Linked DNA regions of Mus musculus: region 2 is linked to region 1. Evidence: chromatin loops called from intact Hi-C (ENCODE). Cell type or tissue: left cerebral cortex. All regions are shown on one strand. Links, peaks and the distances in the headings refer to the core of each region. The heading gives the core; the rest is flanking DNA. Region 1 overlaps Aagab (alpha- and gamma-adaptin binding protein). Region 2 has its middle 49 kb from the start of Gm39359.

Region 1 (15,756 bases), core at 2,820-10,819:
GTCTCTCGAAGTTCTCCAGATCACCTCCTCCAGTGGTAAGACTGGCTAGTTCTTGAATATCCAGGTCTAACATGGGGTCTGAAATCAGAGTTGGTCACAGACTGCTTCTACATGTGCTACATACAGGCAGTGCTAGTTCTACTGTGCACACATGGGCAACAGCTGAGTGCTGACACAGGCCAGCTTGATGGCTGTGCCCTGTGGGGCTGCTGGAGCCTCCCTACAGGGCACAGCTTCATCCTTACAGCGCTGATAAGGTAGAGGACACTGTTCCCTGTAGAGCTGCGACTTGTCCCAGCAACAGGAGAATGCTCTGAAAGATGCTCTCCCTTTACTACACACTCAGCAGGGACAGGGAACAACCCTGCCATATTATGATGGCCACACATATGTCTAAGCCTATTAGGACAGTTATCACTGTCTACAACTCAAACATAGAAAAACAGAGTAACCTATGTTTAAAACTGAACTCACCTAAATGCCAGCGAACTATCCAGAGGCGGGGCTGTTTTAAACCACGTTTGCTTAATACACTCTTAATATGGATCCTTCACCATTTCTGCCTCAGTACATTACTTAAAAATAATAAGATTTACTCTAGTTATGTGCATATTCGTGTGTTTCTGTGAGTGGATATATGTCAGCAGAGACCAGAAGAGGGCTTTGGATCTCCCTCAAGCTGGAGGCAGGGTGCTGGAAATCAAGCCTGGGTCTTCTATAGGGCACTGCACTCGCCTAACGCTCAATCATCTCTCCAGCCCTGCCATATTCCTTCTTCCACAGTGACAGGAGCTTCCCTGACCACCCAGGATCCAGGGCTCCTCAGATCCTTCCCACCGTTGATAGAGCTGTGTCTGCATTTGTGTAGGCTCCTTGGTTTTCTAACATTCTCTGCCACCACTGTAGTGAACACAGAGTACTGAGAGGAGCTCACTTTATACATCTGTCCAATGGCTCTGTCATTCCCTCTCCCTTCCATCTATCCATCTGTCCATCCCTCTCCCTTCCCTTCCATGCATTGCTCTGTCCATCCATTCTTCTTCCTTTGACTCCCAGCCCCATTTCAGGAGCACCAGGGGTCAAGCCCAGAGCCTTGCACACGCTTAGGAGGAGGCGTTCTGTGAATGAGTTGCACTACTGAGCCATACCTTCATCACCATGGGATACTTTAACTTACCCGAATATACTTCTGCTTTTCTACAGCCCTGGGAGGGCAGGTTGCTTACTCCTGCTCAAAAGACCCTGGGAATCATGCACTCACGGCTCTATCACTACCTGAGGTACAGTCTTCACTTTAACCCAATTCCATGGCATTCTAATGCCTACAGCCTTGACTATTAAACGTTCTAGAAAGACAAGGACAGCGATTTTCAATACCTTTCATTTACCACACTGCTATACAATTTGTTTAAGTGCACTTGGGTTCATAAATGTGTCTTAGTTCAGTGCACATCAGGTAGGCTATTGATGTATAGGCGTAAGGTCATATTTCTGATTTACCTGAGCAGAGAGATGGTAACCAAGCTAGAAATAAAGACAGGGTCACTTTGTGTTTTAAAAATATGTTAAAAGGAAGAGCTTAAGGAGAGCTCGCTCTACCCCTTGCCGAGCATCCTGGGAGGGCTGCCCAGAGGGCCTGAGAGCAAGAGCGCTGGCCCCACTCCTTGTGGCTGCAGTACTTGGCAGTATGGGTCCTGCACCTCGCCTGAGCAGTACAGTAGAGCAGGCCCTGGTTGATGTGGGTTGCAGTTGAGCTGGTCCTAAGGGTGTGAGATTGGGAGAGCTTGCCTGGGCAGTCATGGAGAGTTAGCTCTGATGGTGTGAAAGTCGGAGAGCTGTCAGGCTGACCAACTCAGCTACCAACCAGACCCAGATCCAGGGCTTTGAGTTGTTCCACCCCAACATCAATGCCAACCATGAAATGCTGGAGTGTGTAAAGGGGCCGGTCCTCTGGGTCCAAAGCTGCAGGATCTCCAGGACACAGGGCAACACCACAGTCCGAGACGAGTCCCGGTTTACAAGAAAAGTTGTTTGGGCAAAAAGGTATATTGTGTTGTCATGTAGGACACCCCATCCCATGACACATCAGTTTCACAGAGAGACTGTTTTTGTTGGGCAGGGGAGGTTGCAAGGTGGAGGGCAGATATGGAGGGATGGCAAGATGAATGGGATTGGGTGCATGATGTGAAAATCACAAAGAATCAATAACAAGTTTTTTTTAAACGAGTTTAGATGGAGCACTGAAGACAGCAGTGTTTAAATCTTGGGAAAAGGAGGAGAGCAGCCTTGCAAAAGCATGCAGAAGGGAGACCAGGAGATGCTGTGCTGCTAAGTGAAGAGAAGACAGCGTTTCAGTGAAGCACTGTCCACAGTCCTGAAGGCCGCTCAGTCAGGATGAGGATGGGAAATACTAGAGTTAGTGGCACAGAGGTCGCAGGTGGCCCTCACAGACAGCCATTTGAATGTCAGAATGGGACACAAGCTGGATGAGCTATGGAAGCGCACGGATGGGAATGGGTCAGTGACCGCTGACCCCGACTGCAGGGACAAGGTAAGGAGAGAAGACTGCACGTCCCTTCTCTTCCCGTGTTCTGAATTCTGCTGCTATCTCTGGGAGCTCATGGAGGACCTTACCGACAATGCTGTCAACCTGTGCGCCTGCTGAGCCACACGCACCACTGTGATGGCCAGGGAGGGACTCTGTCCTCTCAGCTGTTGGCGACGGCTCCTGCTGCTGGGGAAATACAGGGAAGCAACAACTTAGCAGGAAGCTATTTCAGTGAGAATCCCAAAAGGGTTTTCTCTTCCCACCCCCAGCTCGCTGTGGAGAAGCACTGACAGACCCTGCAGGAGGAGACAAACAGGAACAAGATCACATTCAGACACAAACAGCTGCAAAGCCACTGCCCCAGCTGCACTCTTTTCAAGGAGAAACTATGAATGTTAGATTTTGCTACAGAGTGCTAGCACACGTTTTGTTTGCATCACTGGGGAGCCAGTCAGTCAGGAAAGGACTTGTCCTGCAGATTGGAACTGGGTTCCCAGGACCCACATACAAAGGCTAATGTAACCAACGGGGAGGCGGAGACAGGAGGTTCCATAGGGCTGACTGGCCTAATTGGTGAGCTCTGGGCTTAGTAAGAATTCCTGTCTCAAAGGAAAATGGTTGGTGATCCTTAGGATGACCCTGCTGGTGTCCTGTGGCTTCCATACACACCTGCATATACACAAGCAAGCATGAACATATGCCCAGACAACTAACATTGATATAACACAAACAGTTCAGTGTCTGGGAGGATGATGGTGGCGGGGCACCATGGCACCTGGGTCTGGCAGGCTCACCAAGTGACCTCAGAATGGAGCTGCTGAGGACAGGGGGGTGAAGACAGACTGTCGGCTCACTCAGAGCCAACTTGGGACGACCTTGATAAACAGTATTGAAAAAGAATCATTTTTATTTTCTATGTAAGATATTTAAAAAGTGTTCCAGCAAAACAAAACAAAACAAAACAAAAAAGCCCTGCAGGATATCCCTGAGTGCAAACCTGCCAAGGGAATGGGCTAGCATTCCCTCAGCAGGGGTTAGGCACAATGGGGCACTTCAGACTCTCCCTTCAGTGCTGAGATCTCTGCTGCCTCTTAAATGGAAATGAGAGAAATGACGAATGTGTAAAGATCTGTAACAAGGGTATTAAAGTCAAGGAGTAGAAAAGATGTGAAAATTCTTTACCTCAGAGTGACAGCTCTCTGCTGATGCAACTCTGCGGTTTGCCCCAGCCAGTGAGTTGAGAAGGCTGAAGCCCTGGCTCCTGTCTGAAGAGAAAGCATCATGAATGCTGTTGATACAGCTACAATGGAAACAAAGGCTCTGTCCTCAACTCCACCTCTACCCATGCTTGCAAGAGTTTAGATCTGGCCGGGCGTGGTGGCACACGCCTTTTATCCCAGCACTCGGGAGGCAGAGGCAGGCGGATTTCTGAGTTCGAGGCCAGCCTGGTCTACAAAGTGAGTTCCAGGAGAACCAGGGCTATACAGAGAAACCCTGTCTTGAAAAAAAAAAAAGTTTAGATCTGAGGCTGGTGAGAGAGCTTAGTGGCTGCTCTTCCAGAGATCCTGAGTTCAATTCCCAGCAAGGACATGGTGGCTCACAACCATCTGTAATGGAATCTGATGTTCTCTTCTGAAGACAGCATACTCATATATATAAAACAACAACAACAACAACAATAATAAAGAGTTTAAATTTGAAATGTCCCAAGGGCTTGTGTGTTCAAGGTGCTACTGGGAGGTGATACAACATAGAGGAAGGAAGGTCATTCATTGGGCGCAGGCCCTTGAAGTGGTGTGGGCCTCTTCTCTCTGTTTTGCTTCCTGGCCACTATGTGATGAACAGTCATCTCCATCAGACACACACTCCATGATACACTGTGTCCAAAGTCACAAGGCTAATCAACGACAGACTGTAACCCTGAGCCAAAGTGAACTGAGTCCGGTAGGCTGATCATCTCCATTTTGTAACAGTGATACAAAGTTGACATATGCATAGTCGCTCAATTCTGAATAATCTAAATGACAGAATATTGGTCAAGGTGAAAAACTAGCAGGCTATTACACACGGATGCCGTTCCATGGCTTCATTTGCAAGTTATGACATCAGTGTTTTAATAGCTGATGCTGATTACAAGTCCAGAACATTCTATATATCAGCTTGAAAGTATTACTACTGTATAGACAAAAGTGTGACACTTTAGAATACAGCTGTCATTTTGCTACCGAGGAGCCACCCTCACTCAGGGTTCCCATGCTGTAGGGCAGAGTGTCTGAAACCAATTAAAGAATCACCAAGAACATGGACTAAAGGAGAGCCCAAGCCTCAAGGACTGTAAGGCTCACTGTCACCAAGCTAGGCAGAGGCTCACTCATCTCAGTTTCCAGCAAGTGTTTCAGTCAGCTGGCATTGAGATCAGACGGGGCCTAAGGCAGCCTGCAGCCCTGGAGCAGGGCACCCACCTCTAAGGGTGTCAGAGCCTGAGGACAGGTTCACCCCAGCGGCAGGTAGCTCTCGCTCTTTGAGCTGTGTATGTCCAGGACTCAGGGACTTCACCTGTCATGAGAGTACATGAGTGGTTGACTGGAATGAAAGGCAGACTGCACAGTCAACACAAGTGCCTCCCTTCTATTACTGGAAACAACTTGGAGTCTGGGTCATTTCAACTAATTCATAAGTACTGCAAATCCCAGTTCTATAGGTTAGCATTCCCTGAACTTGGCAGGCTGGTAGGGCATATGACCTCAGTGATCACAGAGCCAGGCAGAGAGGCATGCAACCCTACAACACACTATAAACCCTTAGGCACCTTTATTTTTTCTATGACCATCCATTTTAAAAAATTATTATTTTATGCTATGTACATTTAGCCACAATATTAACATCAGCAGAATAATGATTAATGCTCTAATGCTAATAGGTAAAATTGTTAGAAAAAGAGTAGCAGGAAGAGACAGCTTGGGACCAACCCTAGTTTTCTCTCACGGCCCCACCCACCTGCATGACCTCAGACAAACCAACCTCGCAGGGCTGAGCTCAGTCTGCTGCTCTGTGCACCAATGGCCACTGAGCACGAGATCTCTGACCCAGAAGCCATGGCTGAGAAGAGACTCTCAGCCTCCTCTCCTCACGCATCTTGGAATTTGCTGTGTTCGAGCACTTTTTTCTTATATATATATATATAAAATCCTTAAATTTTAAAACCCTAAAAAGTTCACGATGAGCCACGAGTTTAGAATAAGCTGGAGGGCGCTGTGCTCAGTGCTTTCTGAGGAACAATGGTGGGCGGATTCAGTCCGCTCATCAGAGGGTTCATTATGTTCCTCTGCTTATGTTTTAAGGAAGTCAGAGGCGCATACATTTATACAATTGAGAAAAGAATCCACTTTTGTTTATTCAAAGCAGACGGCCTGCACGGAGTGTTGCTCAAAAGGCTTGGCTGGTATTTTATACACTGGGTCTTCTGGTTCAGTGTTCTTCACAGCTCTGCCCACGGGCACCAACTGCACGCCACTATCCTGGAAAAGAATTATGTAAATCTCTCTCGCCCTCAGCCCCCAGCCTCCCAGGCTCTGGCATGGGGACGCTACTCCTACTGAGACGGTCCTTTGAAACCATACACTAGACTAGGAAGGAACAAACCCAGGCTCTTACGCAGCAGCGAACTCTTCTACAACTTCGGAGATGCAGGAGGGGCCAAGTCATCATGACAAAGAAATTAGTCAGGAAGCATAAGAAGAGCAGTCACTGCTCCCAGTGAAGGCCCGGCACACCCGGGCCCGCACTACTGTGGTTATACCCAAACCACCCTCTTACTGTTTTTCCCTAAACAAGTTAAACAGACCTAACTCAGAACCCAAAATGCTCCAAAACCCTCAACTTTCTGGCACCACCATGATGCCTGAGTGGGAACGTCTATGCCACCAAAACAAAGGCACTGTTCCAAATTACCTCCAGGCTGCATGCATGAGTGCACAGAAGACTCAAACAAGCAGGACGTATGTCCTGCATACATGTGTGTAAGTATTCCAAAATGCAGAAAGTCTAAAAACCTGAGAAACTTAGTCCTAAGCATTTGGGTCAAGGGCTTTCAGCCCATATTACATGTTTATGATGAGGTTTAATTTTTAAGTTAGACACAGTTAAGACAATAACCACAATAAAACAAGTATTTAAAGCAGAATACAGTAATAGAAGTTTTCTAGTGACTGGAGAGATGGCTCAGCAGTTGAGAGTACTGGCTGTCCATACGGTTGGTTTCCAGCAATTGCATGGTGGCTTACAACCTTCTATAACTCCAGCTTCAGGGAATCTGGTAACCTCTTCTGGCTGCTGTGGGCACTGCAGGCCCACAGTGCCACACACACACTAAGGACCAAGTATACACAGAAAAAATTAAGGAAGAAAGAAAAATTAAACCCACCTCTAAACAGAGCTCTGTGGGACAGCTGACCTCTCTGCAGACATGTCCATGTACCGAACTTACTCCTCACGTGGCCGTGGGAGGAGATAACCTAGTAAGTTTTGGATGGCTTCTTTTCAGTTCATCCCAGTTGCCTAGACAACCAGCATCATTAGCACTGTCTCTGAAGCCATTATTATCAAAGTAGGGATCATGTGAACACAGGCACTGAACTATCTCAGCAGTCAAATGACAGTCAAGATGGCCACTGGTTGCCTTCTGGGCAGGTGGCAACGTGTGGGGTGGGCTACTCACGAGGTCAACCCACCTGCTCAGGCAGGAATGGTACACTACACTACCTTGTCACTAAGAAAAGCACTCAAGTTGAAAACGGGAGTTATTTATTTCTAAAACTTGTGCGGTAGTTTGTTGACTGCAGGTAACCACACCACAGATAAAGAGGAACCACTCTGTATTAAATTTGTCCCCAAAACATCCGGCTCCATTCCAGTGGTCCAGTGAATTACAGATGGGAGACAATGATGCCATAAAAACAAAAAAACCAAAAATCAAAAAATAAAAATAAAAAAACCCCAACCCAGCAGTGTTTGTTATTTGCACAGATTTGTCAAATGTTAAGAATGTCCTTGGCCACAGGCCGGAACCTATGTGGCCTGCTAAACACGTTGCGTTCACTTTTCAGTTTTACTTCTGAAAAGCAGCAACTACGAGGCCTCACCGGAATAAGCTCAAGCACGCTCTGTACGTCACAGTGTTCTTTTTTTTTAAGATTTATTTATTTATTATATGTAAGTACACTGTAGCTGTCCTCAGACACCCCAGAAGAGGGCATCAGATCTCATTACGGATGGCTGTGAGCCATCATGTGGTTGCTGGGATTTGAACTCACGACCTTCAGAAGAGCAGTCGGCGCTCTTAACCGCTGAGCCATCTCTCCAGCCCGTCACGGTGTTCTTATGTCCTTCCCCACTCTGTATGAAGCCTTCCTTTCAGGGAAGCTAGTCTTCTCCATTTACATGCTGTGATAACCAGGGCCACTCATTCTAACCACAGCCAAGCACTCCGAAGCTCATGGAGACATCACACCCACTGTTTAGTGATATTCTTAGGCCATGCCATACCATCTGGGTTATACAACCTTTAAGAAAGGTCACAAATGCTGACACCAGGACCGAGAAAAAGAGTCTATGTTTTTATAGCATATTCTATTTCCTCCTGGTGAGTTTAGAAAAAAAAAAACAACTAAAAACAAACAAACAAACAAACACCCCAACACCACAGGAGACTAGAGAGATGGTTCAGTTAGAGCACTGGCTGTTCTTCTAGAGAACCAGGGTTCAATTCCCAGCACCCAGTGGCAGCTCGCAACCATTTTAAAGTCCTGTCCCAGGGGATCTGATGCTGTCTTCTAGCCTCTGTGAGCACTGGACCCACATGATGCAGGCATACACGTAAGCGAAACAACCCTGCATGTTAAAAAAAAACAAAAACCCAAACCAAACAAACCATAAAATCATAAAACCCTATTTATTCTCTCTCTGAACAACTGCTGAAATTTTGAGTACATCATTAAAGCAACGCTTACTTAGGGCTCGCTTGCACATAGCCCTTCAGTGGTTTGGCTTGTGGTAGAGTCTGGACCTGTACCTCTGCTCTCTGGCTGCCAGGACACAGGGGAGCTGTTCTAAGTCAAGAGCCATTCCTGAGAAAGGAGTAAGGCCTCACTTTCCCCACTCTCTACGTTCGCTGCAGAGAATGAAGCATGAGGAAAGGACAGCGGCAAGGGCACTAGTGAGTGGGAGCTGGGTGAGCACCCTTCTCCTTTTGCACAAACACAGCCTGAAGACTCAACTAAACTTGGGAATGAGCACCATCATAAGGGAAGAGCTCTGCACAAGCCGCAAGGAAGGCCCTACTGTGTGTGGGTCCCACCTCCTCAACCTGGAGTGCAGTGCCAGAAAAACCTTCAAAGGGTGCTGGCCACCAAGACCAGCCACTGAGACCCCACTGTGGGGGACAGCGGTAGTGAAGACTCCAAGGAGGTGGTTCCTGACGCAGTATGTAACCAACTTTGGAAACGATGATGGTGGGAGAGCAGGGTGGTCAGCAACATGGCCACCAGGGTACCTGAAAGAGAACACCTACCAGTGCTTTGTGTGTGACACTCCTGGAGGCCGTACCTGAAAGGCACATCATTTCTTCCTACCCTAACTAATTTCCTACAATCCTCTCTGCTAACACTCCTTTCACTCATTAAGCCTTAATTCACATGGAGTAGTCAATGCCATCATAGGGAGGGGACAGTCTGAGTGCTCAGGTCATGCCTTGGGGTTCCTGAATGTAAAGTTTAAAAGTTGGACTCCAGCACAGCTTTATGGGATTAAATGCCATTCATTACAGTGGATGCTGCCCCTGAAACTAGACACTGGGGTCCAGAGACATAAAGCCGAGCTCCCAAAGTCACACAGGTATAGGCAGGCTGTCTAGAACCCTCTTCACTGACCAGTCGTCCTCTCACTAATTTGATGCTTTATTTTTCTGTGACATTAGGTTCAAATTTTTATTTAATCATTTTTCACTTCTTAAAAGTGTATACAGAGCTGGATGTGGTGACACAGGCCTGAAATCCTAGCGCTTGGGTTACTGAGGCAAGAGCATCAAGTTCACAGCCAGCTTGAGCTAAGTAGATGATGACAAGGATGGTGGTGGTGGTGGTGATGGTGGTGGCGGTGATGATGCTGATGCTGATATAACGTTTTAAAAGTGAAAGGCATAAGATATCTACTTTCTCAGGTGAACATCTCAGGCAGCCATGAAAACAGACCTTGTAAGTGGGCACTCATTTCTTTTTTCTGTTCTTTCCATCAATTACAAAGGCCAGCTTGATCTGGGATCTGGAACTTCCACCATGCAATCATTTACTCAGGACATGCAGGGGCAATAGATGATCATTTAGGTGATGCTTCACAGATTCTCAATTCATCTCGTTTGTAATGGGAAAATGGAAGACTGCTGTGTGGAAGAGTTGCTTCTACCCACTATGGAAGCTCTGCTCACTCGGGGTGGAGTAGCAACCCTTTAGCATTTGTGAGTCTACCAGCCCCTTCCCTGGTTACCCCTCCCTCTTCATTTACCACAGTGCTATCTGATGTAATACCCAGAAGCCACCAGTGCAGAAAAAACCCTCCACAGAACTTGCTAGTGTCCAGTTTATGAAACCAGGGACAGGAACACTATGTAACATAAAATCGACACCTAGCAAAGGTGTTGTGTATACTACCTTCTTCCATGATGCATAGGTCTCAAAAAGGTTGAACTAAAACACAGTGCTCCAGACTCTACCCAGCTCTTAAAGGTACTACCCAAGTTCAAGGCCCTGCCTCAAGCCAAGTACTTTACAATATGGCATTCTGATGGACCAAATGAGAGACACTATTGGGAACCTCAAAGGGGAGGGGATGGGAACTTAAAACATGTCACATATCTACTTTCATGGCAGTGATAAGTAAGGGATATTACCAAACTATAAATATCAGACCCTATTGGTTGGTTTTCAAGCCACAGACCAGACTCTGGTGGGAGCTTGGGGAACAGAGCAAGGGGCTGAGATGCCATTTACATACTTTCCTTGAGTTGCAGCCTGAGCTCAGACTGAGCAAAGTTAAGGCATAACAGCAAAGGAAGGGTAAGCAAACTGAAGAGGCTAGACAGCCCCAAAGGTGCCCCAATGTGAGTATGGGTCCCACCCACCTCATTTCCTAGACCATTTGTGGTGAGATCTTTAATGCAGAATGGAAACTATGGGTCCCGGAAAGTCTGACCTTCCCCACACAATGGTGTCTGGGACTTTCAGCCATTTCCCTGGTAGCTCTGGGCACCAGGGATATTTTAGGCACTGTTTTCTCCCAGGTGCAGTTCAACGCCACAGATAATGCTGCCCCTGGTCAGGTGCTGTGTGGAGCTGGGCCTTAAACATAGAAAAGTAGAAATTCGTTTGTCTCCCAAGCATCAACATTCACTGAGAATGTTTCATCGGATGAAACACGACACTGACAGTGCCAACAGCAGAAACTCCATTGTAAGTCAGCACACAAGTCTTTGTCAGGAAGATCTGCATATCCTTCTAGCATGGTCATATACTGCATAACATTTGGGCCAACCATAGCTTGCAACACAGTACGCATCAGTGGTCTAAAAAACCTAAGAAGCTCGTGGTGGTTTTAACAGGAATGGCTCCCATGGGCTCACGTTTGACTGCTTAGGCACCAGTGAGTGACACTATCTGAAAAGACGAAAAGGATTTGGATGAAGTGTGCCACTGGGAATGGGCTTTGAGGCTTGAAAAGCCCAGACAGGCCCAGTGTCTTTCTCTCTGTCTACAGTGTAGTTCTCAGCTACTGCTCAGCGTTGGCCTGCATGCCGCCATGTTTCCTGCCATGATCGTAATGGACCAAACCTCTGAGACTGTAAGCCAGCCCCAGTTAAATGCTTTGTTTTATAAGAGTTGCTGGGTCATGGCATCACGTCACAGCAACAGAGCAGTGCCTAAGACAGGGCTGAAGAAGCCTGCTGCCTGCTACTGCCTTAATGTGCTACAGCAAAGCCATGGTGACCCCCAGCATAAACAGGCCCACTGCACACCCATCACGGGACCACCCACAAGTGTGCACTGCACACACTACTTGAAAATGATAATAAATGATGCTGGTTTACACACTTATACTGTGGTTTTTATAGTTATCTCTACTTACAAGAGAAAATATATTCCAGAACTACTCACAGCAGCCTCCTACTCCTGCCTCCTGTGTTCTGTGACTACACAGGAAGGCTGCATCAGGTGACTGACCTATACCCTCTGGGTCTGTATGAGCACATCTCACAATGTTCATACAATGATAGCTTCATCTGATGATTTCTTTCTCAGGACATATTCCCCTAATAAGCAAAGAGGGACAAAACAATGATTTGTCTACAACTATATAAATTAATGTTTGCTTTTAAAACTGGTATGAGTACCTACGGTGTATAGCCAGTCATAATTCAAACTGAAGAGAATGCTAATCCACCCTGACTTCAAGTAGAATAAAGAAAACACACTGCTCCCACCCACAAGTAACTCATCACTGTTTGTTGCATTAGCTAGCAGGAAGCTTAGCTGGACCTTCTTTGGATTAAGTTCAGGGACAATGCGTTAGAACTAACTTCATGCTATTCAGATAATATAAAAGGATTTAAAAACAATAAGCAAGAGAAACCTCAAACCTCAGCTATAATCATTACCTCCAGTCAGTTTCATTCAAGTCTTGCTCACAACAGAGCACCTAGGTTGAGACACCAGTGGATGCCTGCAGACAGGGCCACTCCCTCTCTGTGTGGTCAGCTCTCTCATGCACTCATAACTACTGCGCTAAGCATCCGCAGTACAATGGAAGCAACACTCCTGCTCAGGAGACCTGTGGTCCTGTACCCCCTTAGCTAACTTGCTTTGTGTATGGACAAGTCACCTCCCCAATCCCTCCTTTTCCTGTAAAAGAAAGAAGCCGTAGCAAATGCATACATGGAGATACTAATGTTTTGCTCAGGCTAATACATACACACAATTGTGTCAAAGAAAGCAATGTCCCTTACATCCTATAAAACACAAGGACAGGAACTGAGGAGATGGCTCAGCAGGGTAAAGTTCTTGCCACAAAAGTGCAAGGACCAGAGGAGTTCAATGCTAGGTAGGTATGGTGACCCATCTGTAAGCTCAGCATGTGGGAGGCAGAGACAGGGATGCCCTGAGAGAGCTGGCTACCCAAAGCAGCCAAAATGTTCAGTGAGATACCTTGCCTCAAAATACTAAGTGGAGAGTGACTGATGTCAACCCTGGACCTCTACAAACACACACAAGTACATAAGCCCCCTCCCTTCCTGCAACTGTGACTACATATTCATATGCAGCAAAAGAGCCCAACAGTAACCCTACAAGGTCATTATAATTTTTCTTTAACAAACCCACACACCATGCTCTTGGGTGCATCTTGCTTTCTTCCTAAGCATCTTTCTCTTAACCTTGTGCTTAACTCTATATGAGTTTTTAACAAACTACATGTTTACACACACATGTGCACATGCATACATGTATGTGTAGCCAATGCAATCTCCTCTCTTTACGCTAGACAGCCACCATTCTTCCCATTTCACTGATCATTCAGTTACCCTGAACCAAATTTTGTCCAGTTCTCTGAGGCAGGATCTCATTATACAGTCAGGTTGATCTCAAATTCAGGGACTTCCTGCTTCAGTCTCAAGTGTTGTGCTTACAGGCATGGGCCACCACACCCAGCACACAACTTCCACGAGACTTTTCTTCACCTCACAGGTACACTAGGAAAGCTGGTACTGGAGTAGACACGTGGGAGCGCACATCACGGACAGAGAAAAATGTCTTAGCACTGTTTTCAGAATTATAGCACAAAGTAAAAGAAACAGCTTTGCCCAGAAGACCAGCTCTATCTGCCGAGGCCTTTGATTTCTTTATGCGATTAATTGCACACAGCTCTGAGCTGTTACTTAAAAGCACTCAGTCAGAAAGGGTGGGTGACCATCTGGCACAGATGCCATGGTGCTATTCCTGCACTATTTAACAGGCAAGTCCAGAAGCTCTTCAGAGTTTCCTGCCCAGGGCAGTTGAGAGAGGCATCCCCGACCCACTCAGCATCCCCCCAGAGGTGAGTGTAGTGCCTGATACAGATTCTTCTGGCCCTCCTGGGCCTCCACTAAGAATCACTCAGTTGAGGTACGCCTACAGTCGCCTTTCTCTCACCTGGAAGATTGGTTTCTTCTCCTGTTCTTCTCCATCACACAGCAGTCAGTCCTCTCTCAGTTATATCATGCCATCTCTTCTATTCAAAGCCTTGGCAAAGTGCTTAGTTTTACCTGAGTGGATGCCAAAGCTATCAAGATGTCTTGCAGAGCCCTAAATATCCAAGTGTTCTATCTTTCGCCCATCTCTTCTCCTCTGTAGTCATAGGGAGCACCTAGCTATCCTTCAAATGCCAGGGTGCTCTCACCTTACTGCATGCCCTGTCAAGATGCTCTTCTCCCAGGTCTAAATCTCTACCTGCCAAGGGATCTAAGCTGACTACCCTATTTATACTGCAATCTACCCCAAGCCACAGTGCCCTCTCCGGTTTACTTTCCCACCACCCCTCACCTTGTAGCACTCTACATAACTCACTGGTGTCCTGTTGCCTAGTGAATATTGTTCCCACAGGGAGCCCGTAAGTGCAGACACTGACTATTCAACAGTGTAAACCAAGCACGGGCCCCCGAACACAGTGTGTGCTCAGCAATTAGTGCCTGAATGAACTTCAGACTAGAACCTAAAGTCTACACCAAGGAGAGACTGGAGGCCAGCAGTGGCCTCCAAATGGCCAAGTGCACAGGGTCTGACAACACTCTTATATGATGGCAGATGCCAAGGAGCACAGGTGACCTTTGTGTTGTGCTAATAACACAAGTCACAGGTATGGAGGAGGAAGAAGGGGCACACACCCTGCCTTCACCTCTCCTAAGGTGAACTAATACTGGTCCTGTCTTGTCTTTCTTCCTGTGGCTTTTGGAAGTCAGGATTCAGGAATGAGAAAATACAGGCTCTTGGTGACTATAGAATCGGAGGCCAATGCAGCTTTCAAAATGCTCAATTCACTCTCCCCGATCAAGCACACTGGCACAAGTCAAAACTAGATGACTACTTTGTGCCAGCACGTCTCACCATGCCTACAAGCGAGTCCCTGCAGCTCCTAACACTGCAGCTGCCACCCACTAGTAGATTGGCCCAGACAGCACCGGTTTCAAAAGTTCCCAATGTGCAGCCAGGACTGGAAGTGGCTGATGAAGACCAACTTCATCATACAGGTCAAAAATATAGCCCAAGGCTAGAGAGACAGTGTGGTGTTTAAAAGCGTGCGCTTCTCTTTCAGAGGGCCCTGAGGAGTTTGGTTCCCAGAACCCGGGTCAGGCAACTCACAACTGCCCATAACTCCAAATTCCAGGGCATCCAACGCCCTCTTCAGGACTCCACAGGCACTGCACACACATGTACCCCATCCCACGTACACGGTTTAGTAATTTATAAACATAACGAGTTGAATGCACCGAGTTCAAAGCATACAGGGTTCTGGGAAGCTGAGCGTCACCACAAACCAGTCAGAATGTCTGGGGGCGGATGACCAGAGCACTACTACTTACTAAGTTCCCTGGGGATTGCATGTCGCCAGCCTGGTAATGAGTGTGACACTTCTTGACCTCTGTGCCTCAGGCAAAGTCATTTAACCTCTGCACCTAACACTTATTGGATGCTGTGAAATTAAATCGGATAACGAACATAATCTAACTCAAGGATATGAGAAATGCCAGTCACATATCAAAGCCACCCCTTTTACGTATAGAATTCAGTGCTTTTAGTATAGTCACAAAACTCTGCAATGATCAGCACTAAGTCAAAAACACGCTTTTCATGTTCTGATGAGGAAATTCCATCTCCTTAGCAACCTCTCCATCAGCCCCGGGGACCACTAATCCATACTCTGCCGCTATGGATTGAATTGTTCTAGATATCTCCACAAAGCACAATGACACAAAAGCTCTGGGCAAAGCGGTGGCATGGTGGGTTCGCCCTGGCAGAGCTTGCACATACTTGTTTAGAGCAGAGTCACCCAGTCTGCTGAATGAGATGCCCACTGGTTCTGGAGTTGCTCTCATCCATGGGCTATCGTGCACAACACTGCTTGAGCATTTA
Region 2 (15,756 bases), core at 3,258-11,257, 210 kb before region 1:
ACAGAAGTGCTCAGGCGGACCGACAAAGAATGGCACCTCAGGCTGAGCCACTGAGTATGGCTGTCAGGAACTGGACCCTGCCACTGCTAAGCCTCGTGGCTGTGTCACTCTGTCCCTTCTGAGCCTCACTCTCAGGCTCTGCAGGAACTGGGAACACATCACAGCCTTGGATGCTCAGGATGCTAGAGTTGTGCTTGAACGGGCAGCTTTAGTTGCCACCCACCTCAAGGTCCCTAGGGTCCCTTCTTTTCTGGGCCCCTCCTCCACTCCTCTGCCCCAAGGAGGGAAACCCATTTCCCCAGGAACAGCTGTGCTTCCTCAACAAACAAATGTCGCCTTAAAACGTCTCTGAGGAAGAGCGGGTGGTAATGATTGAACATCTGGCCGGGCCCACACTCTCGGGCTTGGCGGCTCTGGAGCCTGCCAAGTGACTATTCCCTAATGTTCACAGCGTCCTGGCACCTGCTATTCCCAATCATGCTCATCCCCTGGTGCTCAATTAAGATCTGAAGCAGGCTGGGTGCAGGGAGGGAGAGCGCGGGCCCGTGGCGTCGGCCACTCAACCTCCCAAGACTGGCAGCCAACAGCCTCTTTTTTTTTTTTTTGGAGCTGCGTTTGTTCATTTCATTAATTAATTAATTAATTAATTAATCATTCATTCATTCACCCAGTGCCCTACAATAAGCAGCATTCCCTTCCTCTCTCCCAGAAAGACACCACTTCTAAAAAGGCCATCAGCCAAATTCCATCTCTAAAGGGTCAGATAAAAAGTAGCTGGCTTCAAAGGATATATGGTCTTGCCACAATTCTGCAGGCTTGGTGTGTGTGTGCGCAAGTGCATGCATGTGTGTGTGTGCATGCATATGTGTGTGCATATGTGTATGGGAGCATGTGTGGGTCAGCGTGTACACATGAGGAGATCAGAGGACACCTCAGGTGTCCTTTCTCCTGTGCCATTTATCTTTTGTTTGAGACAGGGTCTCCCACTGACCTGGTATCGCTCCAATACCAGGCCAGCCAGTCTCCAGGGACTCTGCTTATCTTTGCCTCCTGTCTCATGGCAGCACTGGGACCACAGGCACGTGCCACTGTGCCCAGCCTCTTACATGGACCTGAACATTGGCCCTCGTGCTTGTGAGAGCAGGCAGGCACTTTCATGAGGGACCTGGCTTCCCAGCCTGCTTGTCTGATTGCATCTCGTGGCAGGGTGACAGCAGCCACAGCCAAAGCATGGTGACTGAGCCCAGCTACCTTCTAGTGAGCCTCTGTCTGCAACATTGCTGGCTGAGCTGGCATGGGGCAGTGGTGGGGACCCTGCTAGGCACACACAGGATCCTGGGGTCAGCCGGGTGGTGGTGGCACACGCCTTTAATCCCAGCACTTGGGAGGCAGAGGCAGGTGGATTTCTGGGTTTGAGGCCAGCCTGGTCTACAAAGTGAGTTCCAGGACAGCCAGGACTATACAGAGAAACCCTGTTTCAAAAAACCAAAAAAAAAAAAAAAAAAAAAAAAAAGATCCTGGGGTCAGTCCAGCACCAAAAAGACAGAAAGGTGGAATGGTCATGTCTGATACAGGACAGCACCCTAAGGGGAATAGGCGTGTCATTGTGGGGCGTCCGTTGAATGGCCTTTGTTGCTGTCCTACTCAGGGTCCGACCTCTCTCTCTGTGGAGGACACACGTGGTTAGACCAGGTGCTTCTGACCTAAGCTGGGCCATGCAGAGCCTGTCCCTATCCTGGGGTTGAGCTGAGGGTAGGTGTAGACATGGCATGTGTCTCCCTTCTAGATTGAGACACAGATCTGGGGGGTGGACAGAAGTGAATGGTAATGGATTGGTGGCCTCACTCTTGTGTGTTGAAATCTGTCCTTTCAGTGTGACAGTGTGAGAAAGAGGTTAGATCAAGAGGGTGGGGCTCCATGAGAGAGGTTTGTTCCCTCACCATAGAGAGATATTGCCTCATCTACCGCAGTTTGAAGTTGAATGGAGGAAGTCAGGCATAAGGCTGATGGAAGGGACAGGCAGCTGGCCCCATATACCAGTGACGTTTAGACTGGATCATCCTGTCCTCAGCCCTGCCTCCACCACAGTGCCCAGGGACTGAGTTAAAAATGCCCTTTGTGTTCTACTGGCTATGTTGGTATCACCAAGTGAGGGGTTCTACACCCTTCTGTCTGCGCTGTGCTCTTGGGCAGTTAATTGGGTTTGGGGCTGAGTCTTGTCCTGGTGGCAACATGTATATGCAAATGAGTTATGCCCTTCCCTTCCTAGCAACAGGTGACGCAGCAAAGGAGCTGGCTATCTGTGGTCCTCACTACAGAGGAGCTGTGTCCGGAGGAGGTGGCTGTAGGAACCTGGAGCATAGCCGAGTCGGGCTCCTTTGTGTCCCTGAAGAGTGAGGGGGCTTTGACTTGGTAGAGAAATAAAAGGAAGATGATATAGTTATTAAAAATAAATGGACCTTTAAAATACATACATATATATATATACTTTTATACATATATGTGTGTGTGAGAGAGAGAGAGTGTGTGAGTGTGTATGTGAGTGTGTGAATGTATGTGTGAGTGTGTGTGAGAGTGTGTGAGTGTGTGTGTTTTTGCTTGCTTGTCTGTGCACCTCATGCATGCAGTACACACAGACGCCAGAAGAGGGCGAAAGATCCCCTTGAACTGGAATCGCAGATGGCTGTGTGTCACCGCTTGGGTGCTGGGAATGGCATTCCTGGTCGTCCAGAAGAGCAGCCAGCTCTCTTACCCCTGAGTCATCTCCAAGCTCCGAGCCTCACTTCAGACCCCCTGAGTTAGGAAAGGATGTCTACGTTGTCCAGTATTCTTTGCTTCCTTACTCAGAAAGCTCCACTCCCACCCAGGACGGTATATTTTCGAACACTCAACCTCCCAAGGTCCGCTGCGGCTAGTCATGTGACGTATTTCCGCCCAGTGAGAGGTCAGCTGAAGTCTAGTCTTTGTGAGATGCTGCCAGGGCTTCTGGGTTCCAGTCACTTTGCTCTTCCCTTTCCTTTTCTTCTGCCTGGGATGTAAGGACTGCAGCTGTTTTTGCAAACATGACCATGGAAGTTACCTGCTCAGTGTGGCAGAGCAGGTGCTAGAAGGCGCCTGTGTTCCTGCATGTCTGAGTCACCACGCCAGCCTTCTCCTGGGAGAGGCAGTTATCCTACGTGCAGCTCAACACACCCCTGAGGCAGTGGTTCAAGATAAAAGGGTTCGAAGGACCTGTGTCTGCCTAGCCTCGTGGTCACCGATTCACAAAATGGATTAAGATGACGTCTGATAGACTAGCGGGAGGATAACTGCTCCGCTAAAAGCTTCCCTAGTGTTTAGTCTACTAGGCCTTTGAGGACAGCAACGGGCAGCAGTGGAGCACACTTGGGAATAAGCTAAAGCGTAAAGGGAGGAAGGGAGACCTGAGTTGGGATGCTGTGTGGCTTCAGGCGTATTCCTGAACCTCTCTGTGCTTGTGAGTCCAGATCTTCGAATGAAGCCAGTTCATATAGATGAAGCATATGCTAAGTCAATACTGCTCAAACCTTTTCCTCTTGAGAATCCTTTTTTTGCTTGAGAAATGTATGTGACCCTGAGCATATGAAAGAGGCATGTTAGTTAAAACATTTATTGATCATAAATTACAGAGAAGTTTATTTTAAAAGAGTTCCTAGCAAACATAACCTTCCCATTTATTAAAACTGAAGTTTAGGGCAATGGGGTGGATGTGTTTGCTTGCATTTACAGAAAGGATGGACTCTTGCTGGCCTCCGGACACCGTAGAACATGGCGTCTTCAATGCTTTCAGAGCCGATGGATATTTTGATTTTATAAACGTTGGAGGTGAGTGAAATGTCACTTCAATAACTATGTAGTGCAAAGTAGCAGAAGGGTGGCCACCAAGGGTTCAGGAAAGTCATAGCACATGGCATGGGTGAGTGCTTCCAGAAACACCTCAAGTTCTGCACACTTTTGGTTTATACTTCAATTGTGGGCACCGTGTGTTCAGAAACATCGTACTGTTGCCCCATTTTTCATGACTTTACGTTCAGTCACATGGCCACTCGATTGGAGAATCTGTGCAACAAGGAGCCCAGCGCTCTCGAAGCTGCCTTCTGCTCATTGGCTCTCACTGGCTCTAAGGTCACATCGCATCGGATCCAGCCACGGTGGTGATAGGACAGCTTCCTTCCATTGTGACTCTGATGTGTGACTTCATGTCTCAGGGGCTGGTGTCAAAGCCATTACCCACAGAGCCATTCTCTGACCCAAAGGCAACAATTCAAACAGCAGTTTTTATAATCAAACAGTGTAACACAGTGGTTCTCAACCTTCCTAATGCTGTGACCCTTTAACACAGTTCCTCGTGTTATGGTGACCCCCAACCATAAACTTATTTTATTGCTACTTCATAACTTTAATTTTGCTACTGTTAGGAATTGTAATGTAAAGATCTGATATTTGCAACCCACAGGTTGAGACTCAATGTTCTCACGCTGTAATCCAAACATATCTTAACATGATATTGATGTGCTAAGGAATGAGGGTAGGAGAATATTAACATCTGTGTTTCCATTGTTCAAACATTATGTTCTGGGAGCTGGAGGGGTGGCTCAGTGGTTAGGGGCATTTGCAGCTCTTGCAGAGGACCCAGGTTCAATCCACAGCACCCACATCAGGTGACTCACAACCATCTGTGATTCTAGTTCCAGAGAATCCAGTGCCATCTTCTGGTCTCTGTGGGCTTCTACACACATGTGGTGCATATAAACCCAAGCATGCAAACCACACATATACATAAAAGTAATATGTATGTCTTTATAAAAGTTTGAAATCACATTTCTACAAGAACAAAACTTTTTTCACATACAGAAAGAAAAAAAAATCCACAGAGGAGCCTTATATGTGAACCCAGGTGTTCAGTGGGCACTGTTTGTTGGTCTTACATGGTGACATGTGGTTTTAGGGGGTCGACATGATAGCACACATCACGCAGAGGACACACAGTGTGTTACCAGAACCAAGGGTTCAGGAAAGTCATAGCACATGGCATGGGTGAGTGCTTCCAGAAACACCTCAACTTCTGCACACTTTTGGTTTATACTTCAATTGTGGGCACCGTGTGTTCAGAAACATCGTACTGTTACCTCATTTTTTCATGACTTTACGTTCAGTCACATGGCCACTCGATTGGAGAATCTGTGCAACAAGGAGCCCAGCGCTCTCGAAGCTGCCTTCTGCTCATTGGCTCTCACTGGCTCTAAGATCACATCGAATTGGATCCAGCCACGGTGGTGATAGGACGGCTTCCTTCCATTGTGACTCTGATGTGTGACTTCATGTCTCAGGGGCTGGTGTCTTCTTGGGCAGGGTGACCCAGCAGAATGGTGCCCCAGTGTTCTGTAGGTCAGCCGTGTCCCCTATAGGCCAGCCCCGTCCCCTATAGGTCAGCCTTGTCTCCTATAGACCAGCCTTGTCCCCAGCTACCAGTGTCAAGCACGTTTGGAGAGCTTAGGTCCACGTTCTCTCAGGAGCCTGCCTTTGTCCCAGCTCTCCTGGGTTGGCCCCAGTGCCCGCTGGAGACTCCCCAATACTGTTCACAGCCTCAGCACAAGGCTGGCCCTGCTTCTGCCCAGGCTGCCCCAGCACAAGGTGTGTGCACAGGCACGTGTGCTGGATGCCCCGTTGAGTCTAGACACCTCTGTGTGACCAAGACCTTGGGGGCATTACTACATCTGAGCCTCAGTTTCCCCTCTAAATAGGAGGGCTGTGCCATTGGGTCTTCTAAGTGGAAGTGGAAGAACTGTGTGGAAATTTGCACATCACAGTGGAGGGAACTCTGCCCAGCTCAGGAAAGGCCAACATGACTGTGCAGAGGGAGGCTTTAGTAATTATTTTTTATTCTTTTTTTTTTTTTTTTTAAGATTTATTTATTTATTATATGTAAGTACACTGTAGCTGTCTTCAGACACACCAGAAGAGGGAGTCAGATCTTGTTACGGATGGTTGTGAGCCACCATGTGGTTGCTGGGATTTGAACTCTGGACCTTCGGAAGAGCAGTCGGGTGCTCTAACCCACTGAGCCATCTCACCAGCCCTATTTTTTATTCTTAACTTATTTATTTTTGAGTTTGGGGGACAGGATCTCTTCCTTTAGTTCAGGCTTTAAACTCATGATCATCCTGAAAGCTGGGATCACAGGTGTCGTCTGATCACAGCACGCCTGCTATGAGAAGATTCTAGAGTTTCTTTCAGTCCTTCATAGATGGCCCCTTATATAGCATTAGCTTAGCGGCTGGGAATGCGAGTTCTCAGCGCACCACAAACGTATGCATGCTCTTTGGCAAATCCACAAGTTCTTTTTCAGTGAAGGCCACAGAAAGGCAGCTGCCCAAAGTGCCAGGAGTGCTCTGTTAGCCATTACAGAGACTCCTGGAGACCGTGGTTCTCCACTCTCAAAGGGGAGTTGACTCAGACACACCACCACCACCACCACCTCAAGGCTTTTACAGTGCCAGTTTCCATAGCATCCCATGTCCCACCTTAGTCCTATGAACATTTGACGTATGCTGTCTCCTGCATCCATTCGTGCTTCCCCCCCTCTGCAGATGACAGATAAGGGGCGTGGTCTTGATCCTCTGTCTTGCTGGGGGAAGGGGTGCTGATGGGCCTCTCCACTCTGCTGGCCACATTTGGAGCTGTTCCCCAAATCCTCTGCCCTGGGCCCCTGCCCCTGGCCTATCAAGACCCTCTCTACACCAGGAAACAGGTGCATCCCCCCCCCCGAATTCCTGACTCTCCTACTTCCCACAGCTCTGTAGGGAAACAACCATCCCCTTCCAGGGACCAGAGTACCCTTCTCGACCCTCAAGCTCCCATCTCTCCAGTTCTCCTCTTCACTGGGGGGAAAAATCCACCCAACAGACCAAACCTGGGGGTCAACAGACTCTGAAATGCACAAGGACTGCTGAGCTCAGGCACCGCTAAACCCCAGCCTGGAACTCAGAAAGGACTCCCCTCCCCAAGACAATGCTTTCTCTTTCCTTATCACAAACCTGATACCCAGGCTAAGGATGTGGCTCAGCTGAGACAGTGGTACAGTGTTTGCCTAGGGTGCGTGAAGCCCATGGTTCAATTCCACCACCACATAAACCAGTGTGGTGATGCTTACCAGCAAGTCTAGAACTAAGGAGGTGGAGGCAGGAGGATCAAGAAGTTCAGGGTCATCCTCGCTACACAGTGAATTTTGAGGCTAGCCTGGGATACATGAGACCCTGTGTCAAAACAACAAGCAAAATCCCTAACATTAACTATCTTCTTGATAGTTCATCTGTACCCTCCTCAGGGTCCTGAGGCCCACCTCTGCCTCAGCCCAGGGCATCCCTGATGGCCAGCCATTATGCCTCCTGCTGCTTGGTATGACTTCATTCCCACCCCACCTCCCACTTCCAACGTCTCTTTCTGATTTGTTCTCTGATTTGCTAGAGGTGATGTTTAAATGAGCTACCCTCATTACTCTGACAAGGGATCAGAATTTTTGAGAGCCTTCTTCCCCACGTCCTGTAAGAAGTGAGTGACATACCATTCCTGGGAAGATCTGGACATCCAGTAAACAAATGATTCACCTCCCAAATTAGGATATGTGTGAGCAAGGAGGGCTCATTCTAGTCAGGCATGGCAGTAGGTGTGACCCAGGCTTCCCTGGACTTGTGGCTGCCTGGAGACTATGGACTGGGGTCTGTTCTCTCTTTCCCTTGTTACGTCCTGTGGAAGGATGGACATTTTTCATGGTCTTCAGTGTAGTACACATGGAGGTTTAGAGTTGGAAGGTGATATGCTCACTGCCAGGAGAAGTCTCGCCCTTCCAGCCAGCATATTGCTAGTTTGTAGACTAGCACAGACAATGGGCCTGTTCTTTGAATAGTTCTCAGCACTTCTGGGACTTCAAAGACAAAAGACACCAGTATTTTTATGGTCCAGGTAAGAAGAAACCCAGGGTAGATGCAAAGGCTGATTGAGGTGTCTTCTTCATGCACCATCCATAAGAAATCCATTTAGTCAAGTGCGGCACTGTGCCATGATCACCACAAGAGGGCGCTCACACACAGACAAAGACACACTCCATCTGTATTTTCCGCAAACTAGTGCCACCATCTCACCTGTAGGTTGACTGTTTAATTTTCATTCTGAAGTAATGATGCACCCGTAGGGAAGTTGTGAATGTTTTACTCGTGATATTTAAGCCTTCCACAGATGCTGCTGGAATGCTGACCCAAGCCTACTGTGTGTGAGTCTTCAGGTATGTTCCTGTTTTCAGGGACATCTAAGTCACGAGCATCAGTGCCACCTGGTTGAGGCCCACCCTCAGTGGCCAGGGTCACTCGATGACATCTTCTAGCAGGTGGTGTCACCTCTCTGTCTATTCCATCGGGTTTTCTGCAGCACCGCTGTTGGAGGTGACCTCTAGCTAGGGACATTAGAGGCGTCTCCATACAGCCCCCTTGCTGGAAGAGGCTCCAGGCAACTGTAGGCTCTGGAGCTGGTCTCCTTGTGAGCGGTTGGCACCATCGATGCCCAGTGACATTCAGTCTGGTACCTTTCCTGTTCTAGAACCTTCACTGACAGGGAGGAGTCAGGCATCCACCATTGTCACTGTGGACACTTAGACTGATTGGTCCTCAGGTGACCAGTGGCCTGTCTCTGCTGCTACCCCTCCCCCAGGCGTCCCAGCCTCACCTCTCAGAGCCTCACCCTCCTCCACAGACCAGAGCAGCCACTTCCTCCCTGTCCTTGCACTGATCCTCAGCAGGGTCCGTTTCCCTCCTGAGGTCTGTACTGCCCTGGCAGGTGGCTATGCCTCACACTGGGCAGGTTCTGTCCCTAGGGTCCCCCAAGAGGTCATCTGTATCCTGCACTTCCACCTCTGTATTTTGAACTGAGGGGGAAAGTTTGCTGGAAACTGGATTGACTCTTGGCTTTTCCCAAGGCGGGGTTAACATTCCATCATACCTTCATACCCCATCACTTCACACTGTCATTCCCACTTGTCCTGTCCGTCAATGCAGGGTGTGTGTGTGTGTGTGTGTGTGTGTGTGTGTGTGTGTGTGTGTGTGTTCACTGCTTCTTTGGAGAACCCTAGGGGCTCCAACACAAACAGCAATGGCATATCATCCCATCCATCTTACCCCTGGGACATACCGCCTTTTGACTGGCACCGGTGCCCCTTTCAATCCCCAGTGGGCTATGAGACTCTGGCTGGGCATCTAAGAGAAATCTAGTACAGCTTTGATAGACAGCGTGATGGATAGTTTTAATTGTCAACTTGACAGAAAGTGGGATCACCTGGTAAGAGAGTCTTGACTGCGGGACCGTCTAGATCAATTGGCCTGTGTGCACGTGTTGAGGGTATTGCCTTGCTTTTGCTAATTGAGATGGGATGATCCAGCCCACTGTGGGCAGCACCATTCCCTAGGTTTGGATCCTGGATCGTATGAGTGGAGAAAGCAACTGAGAGTCTGGTGCACACATTCGTTCTCTCTCAGCTCTCTAGTGGATGCGACGTGACATGCTGCTTCAAGTTCCCCAGCCTCGATGGAAGAAACCCGGATTCATGAGCAAGTCAATCTTTAATCCCACGGGATGTTTTCGTTGGGGCATTTTCATCACAATGAGAAAGAAAACCAGGATAGACAGATTAGCTTTTCTGCAAAGGATCCAGCCAAGGAGGACCTGTGACACCTGCCATCAACCATTCATTTAAAAAAAAAAATCCCACAGGTGGGCTGGAGAGATGGCTCAGTGGTTAAGAGCACTGACTGCTCTTCCAGAGGCCCTGAGTTCAATTCCCCCACATGGTGGCTCACAACCATCTGTAGTGGGATCTGATGCCCTCTTCTGGTGTGTCTGAAGACAGTGACAGTGTACTCATATACATAAAATAAACAAAATCTTTTTAAAAGCAAATCACAGATGAATGTGACTCAAGGCAGGACTTTCCATTCACAGTGTTTGCTGACCACAACCCTTCTGCGGAGATCTTTCACCTGTACCTTAGGCTGCCCCTGGATCCTGGACAACTCTTACACCAGATCCCAGCCTGTCTGCTCATTGTCCTGAAGCCCTTGGGAGGTGGCTTTTTACTGCCTTGCTCACAAATGTGTAAGGGACATTAATGCTAGTCCAGGTAAGGTGTTAGGGGATTAGATGGCTTCAGGTGACTTACTCTGGTCTTATTATGGGAAAAATGCATATAATTTGTTTATCTCAGTCATGTTATCATGAATATGGGATTGTAGCATCTTCTCCCTTGTGGGCACAGCAGAGTTTTACATGATGACTGTTTGGTCAGTCTCCATCTCAAGATGAGAACAAACACAAGTTGTAGCCATCCTGAAAAGCTCACAGGCAAGAGACAAACCTGGGATCAGCTTCACAAGTGGAAGGGATATTTGTTACAACAGTATAACCAAGTTTCCCTGACTGATACAGTTCCTGAAGTTGGAAGGATTCTTCCAGGCCCTTAGCAGGTAAAGCCTCAAAGGTGGCTTTAAAGGGGAGACCTGAGGGACAAGATGCTCTGAGGAAGATTGCTGACATGTAGATACCAGAGGAAAGTCACTAAAAGGGTTGGCTAGGCACCCTGGAACAAATCAATGCACATTTCTCCAGCCCCTGGCTCAGCGATGGGCTCCGTGGATGCCTGTTCAATAAGGGACCTGGGGCCGTTCTGAGTCAATCAGCTCACTAAAGTGGGTAACAGGAATCAGAGCTGTTCTTTGGGGGTGCTCAGATACTTGGGCACTCCAGGAAGAGCTGCGGGTAACAGTGTACAGGTCCCCACACCTTATATAGAGGTTTGGGAGCTTAGGGCTAGGTTACAACACTTGTCTCATGGAGACTCAGAGGGCTGGGCTGGAAGCCGCCATGCAGGCGTAGAAGGAGGGGGATCCGGGAATAGCGTTCCAGGTACAACCTGGGGGGATTCGGTGACCCAAGGAAAACCTGCCTCAACTTTGCTGACTTAACCCACCTCACCTGCTCTTGTTTAGTGGCCTTTCAGCTTCAGAATGCAGGCCCCGCCTCTCAGGAGTGGACCGCAAGGGTAACAGCCAAATTAGGTTTCATTACGCATGTGCAGACCTCCATTGCCTTTCAACCTTACACGTCCCGGAACCGCAGCCCATAGACATCTCCAGCCCTGGCCTCAAGCACAGGTTTGAGACCCACTCTCCCATCCCACGCTCAAAGATCTTCCAAATGAATCTCTCGTTGACAAAACACATTATCAGCGACTGGCAAGCAAGATGGGCCTGCCTGGGAGTGTGCGGGAGAGTGGAGCCCGTCTGCAGCTGCTCGGTGAAGTCACTTTGAGGCTGGGTAGAGAGTGGCCACTGTAGCTTGAGGCAACCCGACTCCACGAGGGTGGAAGGTGAGGCCTCAAGAGAAGAGCAGTTTTCTGGGTTGCACACCAACCGACAAGGCGCTCGTTCCTCTTGACATGTGTACCCAGCCTGTGCCACTGCTGGGGGCCCCAGCCTGCCTACCCTGAGGGGGACAGAAGCTCACACAGACAAGGTAAGTGATGAGGTGCAGTCTGAGTGAGCCTGACTCAGTGGCGACCCTAGGCAGAGACCCTGAGAGAAGGGGGAAAGGCAGGGAGAGGACGAGGGACGTGAGGAGGCTGCTTTAGGGTTGGAGTTTGGGTTTGGGGACTGGAGTTTGACATGGCCTCACTGGCCAGACAGAGAGCTTGCACTTCTGGCAGGAGGTGGGACTAGGAGGTTAAGCGAGGGCGGGACAGATTGTTGTGCCCTTGGGTGTAAGCAGACTCTCCCCAATTCGGGGGTGCTCTGGATGTGGGAGGGCTTATGCCCGAATTCTGGCTTATGTCCTCCACCCGCCAAGTGGTCCAAGAATTCACTCTTTTTTTGTAAGAGGTTTTCTTCATTATGTAGCCCTGGTTGGCTGTCCTGGAACTCGCTGTGTAGACCAAGCTGGCTGTAAACTCTCAGAGATCTGCCCGCCTCTGCCTCGTGGGTGCTGAGATTAAAGAAAGGCCTGCGCCACCGTCCACTGCCCTCCAGGGAATCTCTCTCGATGGTCTGTATGGCTGTAACACCCGTCCCACTTGCCGTCACATCTTACTGCCTATCCTGACATTCTCCTGGGCTGAGCCCAGGATCTGGAATGAAATGATTACCTGTGGGTTTGACCCTGAGCTTCGGTGACCTTATCTGTGAAACGAATTGGCCTGCTTACCCTGCATCGTCCCCGGGAAGCTCAAGGGTCCTACATAGTTTGCCAGAGCCCATATGCCAGTGCTGAACCTTGCTCTGCAGAGATGATCTCCTCCCATTCAGGGGACAAGGAAAACGAGGCACAGAGAGATTAAGTAGCTTGGACAAGCTCTTCCAAACTATAAGTGAAAAGCCAAGGTCCTAATCTGGGTCCTGGGAGTCGGAATCTAATCTCCGGTTTTCCTAGACACCTCCCTGACCCTAATCTCATCCCCACCCCTGAAAAGAAAGTTCCTATGGGTTTGGGCCTGCCAGGCCCTTGAAGTTCAGGATTCTTCCAGTTGGGGTGGGGTGGGAGGGGAGAAGGGAGGCCATGCCATCCACAGGTACGAACAGGAGTATCTCACTCCAGCTAACGAGGCACAGTGGAGTCCAGAGAACTAAGAGGGTTCAGGCAATTGAGTGTGTGGGGTACCATGGATAGAGCGGTCCTGGTGCTAAGTGATGCGGTGATTCACTGTCTACAGTTAGGAAGGACTCTGTGCCTCCGCATGCTACCCCAGCCAGCCCCCGTGCGGCCCCGTGTGACTCAGCCTGCCTTAGTCAGCGTGCCGGGGGGCACTTGGCAGGTGAGAGCTATGGAGGGAGAGCTGCGCATCAGGGTGAGGATGACTAACCCCTGCAAGCACAACTGTGGGAACAGTCCCTTCCACTTGTGTTGTGTTGGTAGACTGCAAAAACAATCCTGTAGTCATGATTTTGCTGTTCCTGGTGGGTTTTCTGTCATCTTGGGAACTGAATTCCTGGCATTTTGGTTGTCAGCCTTAGCCTTTAAGAGCTGAGCACTTTCTCTACCCCTGTTCTGTCAACGTGGGAAGACAGAAGAACTCACCCTGGGGCCCACAGTCTTAGGAACAGATAGCATATAGGCAGCATGCAAGCCACCCTTCCCTGTGCCTCTGCTGGCAGGCATCATTAATCAATCATAGCACTCTTTCTAGTTCATCTGAGGGAGGCTTCCAGATTTCAATATTGCCCTACAGGCAGCCACTACCAATCGATTAAAGATTGCCATTTGAAGTGGAAGTCAACTGTGTGACTCACAGATGTGTGGCTCAGCCCTAACCTGCCTGTGAACTGGCCTCTTCCTCGGGGAGAGGAGCCCGAAGTCAGGACATTTCCACAGGGTTAGGACAGAGAGTGACCTAATGCAGGCAAAAGCTCAGAACACAATGAGCCCTTAACCAACAGTGATTGGTAGAATTTGCCAGTTTTTTAAGTGTTTAGTGGTATATATGTATGTAATATGGGAAGGGAAGGAGAGAGAGGCTGACTCGGTCCAGCCTCCACATCAGGGTGAGGTGCCTTCCAAACCAGTCTCAGAATCCTGGCTATCTCCGCTGTCCCTTCCCCACTTCAGAAGGGGCATAGACAAGAGGCCCAAAGACTCTCTGAGAACCCCACAGAGAGTTGTTCACCCCATTTCCACTTGTTTCCCTCCCTGTATGGAGGCCTAGAGGGGCAGAGACGCCATCCCCAGAGAACCTTCAGCTTTTCACACCACGGTTCCTTCAGGCCAAGGAACCCCAGCCTTCACGTGGTCTGCTTTGATAGATGAGGCAGTATTCCATTGCTTTCCTCTGACCTGGGAGTTCTCCATCACCCTGCATCAGGAAGCCACTTAGCAGAGACAGAGTCCCAGGAGCCATGGGCCAGCCAAGCCCAGGACAGTCCTGAGGTCTCACCTGGCAGCAAAGAGGATGCTGGGATCCAGCTCTCAGCTCACTTCCAGAGTCAAGGAGGCTGGGAGTCAGGACCAGACGCCACAGTTTTCCATCTGTGTGAGGATAGTTCTAATCACACCACAAGAGAAAGAACAGTTATAATAGTCTAAAGAAAGAGAAAGGAAGGAAGGAAGGAAGGAAGGAAGGAAGGAAGGAAAGAAGGAAGGAAGGAAGGAAGGAAGGAAGGAAGGAAGGAAGGAAGGAAGGAAGGAAGGAAGGGGAGGAGATACGGTGGCTCCTGTCTGTCAGTCACCTAAAACAGCTTAGTTGGCAAAGGCAGGAAAAACTCAAAAGTTAGAGGCCTGCTTGATCTACACAGGGGGATTCTAACCAGACAACAGCAGCAGCAGCAGCAGCAGCAGCAGCAGCAGCAGCAGCAGCAGCAGCAGCAGCAACAACAACAACAAAACAAAAAACTGAAAACCTGGGGAAAGACCGGAAATATTCTGTGTGCTCGTGTGGGTTACAATGCCGTCCTAAGGGCTTGGACATTATTGTCATCGGTCATTATTATCTTGGGTGACTTGGATGCTTTATTGAACCCTGAAGAGGACACTGAGGCCCAAAGGGGAGAAGCAGAGGCCACAGAACAGCTTCCTGAGCCCACTCAGCCTCTGGAGGGAGCTATCTCCAGGCCCAATGGGCAATAGCTTTTCTAGGCTGATTGTCTAACGTCACAGGAACCAGGATGCACAAAGACACTTGGTAGGGGCAGAGCAGATGGCCCAGTTGTTAAATGCTTCACAAGTCCTCATTTTGAACCTTAGCACCCACATAAAAGCCTGATGTGGAGACCAATACTTGTAATCCCAGTGCCTTCGAGACGCAGGTATCTGGGGCTTGCTGGCTAACAAACTGGCAAGCTCTAGGTTCAGTGAGAGACTGACTCCTGCAAAGTAAAGGTGGAGAAAGCTTAGAGCAGGGACTGCTTGGCTTCCTCTTGGTAAACTGTAGCTGAGTTATTAATTAAGCATCCGGCTCCAGCTCTGCATAGCCTCAGAACTCGGCATACATAAGATGTCTCCCCTCAAAAGAGGCAGGTGGGGCCCCACTTCCTGAGCAGGTTCTTAATGAGAACATTTTCAGAGGAGGAAGGAGCTGGCCAGGTTGGAACTAGCTTGGAGTTACTTAAATTAGCTTTGTTTTGCTTTGGGCAGAACTGGTCTGGTCCAGTTAGATTTAGCCCAAACCAGTTGGAACTGGTCACAATCTCCTTTAAACAGTATATATCTCTGGGATCAGTCAGAACACGTTAGAGCTGGTTACATCCTGATCTGGTCAATCCTGGAATTCACTAGAACTGGTTTGACTTGGTCAGAAGTGATTTGAGCCTGCTGAGACTGGCTGGAAGCAGCCTAGACCTGTTTGCTATGGTCTTGACCACAGCTCTGTTTTCCCAAGACTTGCATTAATTCTGTGTTTGAGGCTGGGCTGTCTTGGTGATGTGTGAGGAAGGAATGAGGGATACCACGCTGGAAGGTGGATGGTGACAGCCATGTTTGGCCCCCTGCCCAGGGAGGGTCTCAAAAACTGAACTGAAGGGTGTATGCTGTCGAATCTACGTTTAAACCAGCCATAACCCTCAGAGCTCTGTACAGTGCACATCAGCTGCCTCACACCCTGTGATTAATGGGGAAAGCCTTTTCTGCTTGTTCTACATAAATCACTATACATGGAAACACATCTTTGATTTTATGGGTTCTCGCTGGAGCATGAAATTTCTTGGAGGACATTCC

The links. Peaks named below come from ENCODE experiments on the same cell type or tissue, not always from the same donor. Only the 100,000 strongest peaks of a DNase experiment are listed, where the experiment ranks them.
Region 2: a loop joins it to region 1, with 3.0 times the contacts of the local background. A loop is called at or near these places in 23 of 42 quality-filtered maps.

What each region holds. Positions count from the first base shown.
Region 1 is chr9:63,623,362-63,639,117 of GRCm38, reverse strand. Aagab (alpha- and gamma-adaptin binding protein) reads right to left here. Exons shown (of 10, transcript NM_025857.3): 6 at 3,731-3,813; 7 at 2,635-2,734; 8 at 1-78. Among named protein-coding and RNA genes, the nearest start is that of Aagab, 29 kb to the right of the region's middle. In left cerebral cortex, for the core only: CTCF peaks have their summits at 5,791 and 6,883 (motif pointing left); DNase peaks (open chromatin) are centred at 6,025 and 6,953; H3K27ac peaks cover 1,504 bases.
Region 2 is chr9:63,836,662-63,852,417 of GRCm38, reverse strand. No RefSeq gene overlaps it. Among named protein-coding and RNA genes, the nearest start is that of Gm39359, 49 kb to the right of the region's middle. In left cerebral cortex, for the core only: CTCF peaks have their summits at 8,099 (motif pointing right) and 9,928 (motif pointing left); a DNase peak (open chromatin) is centred at 8,088.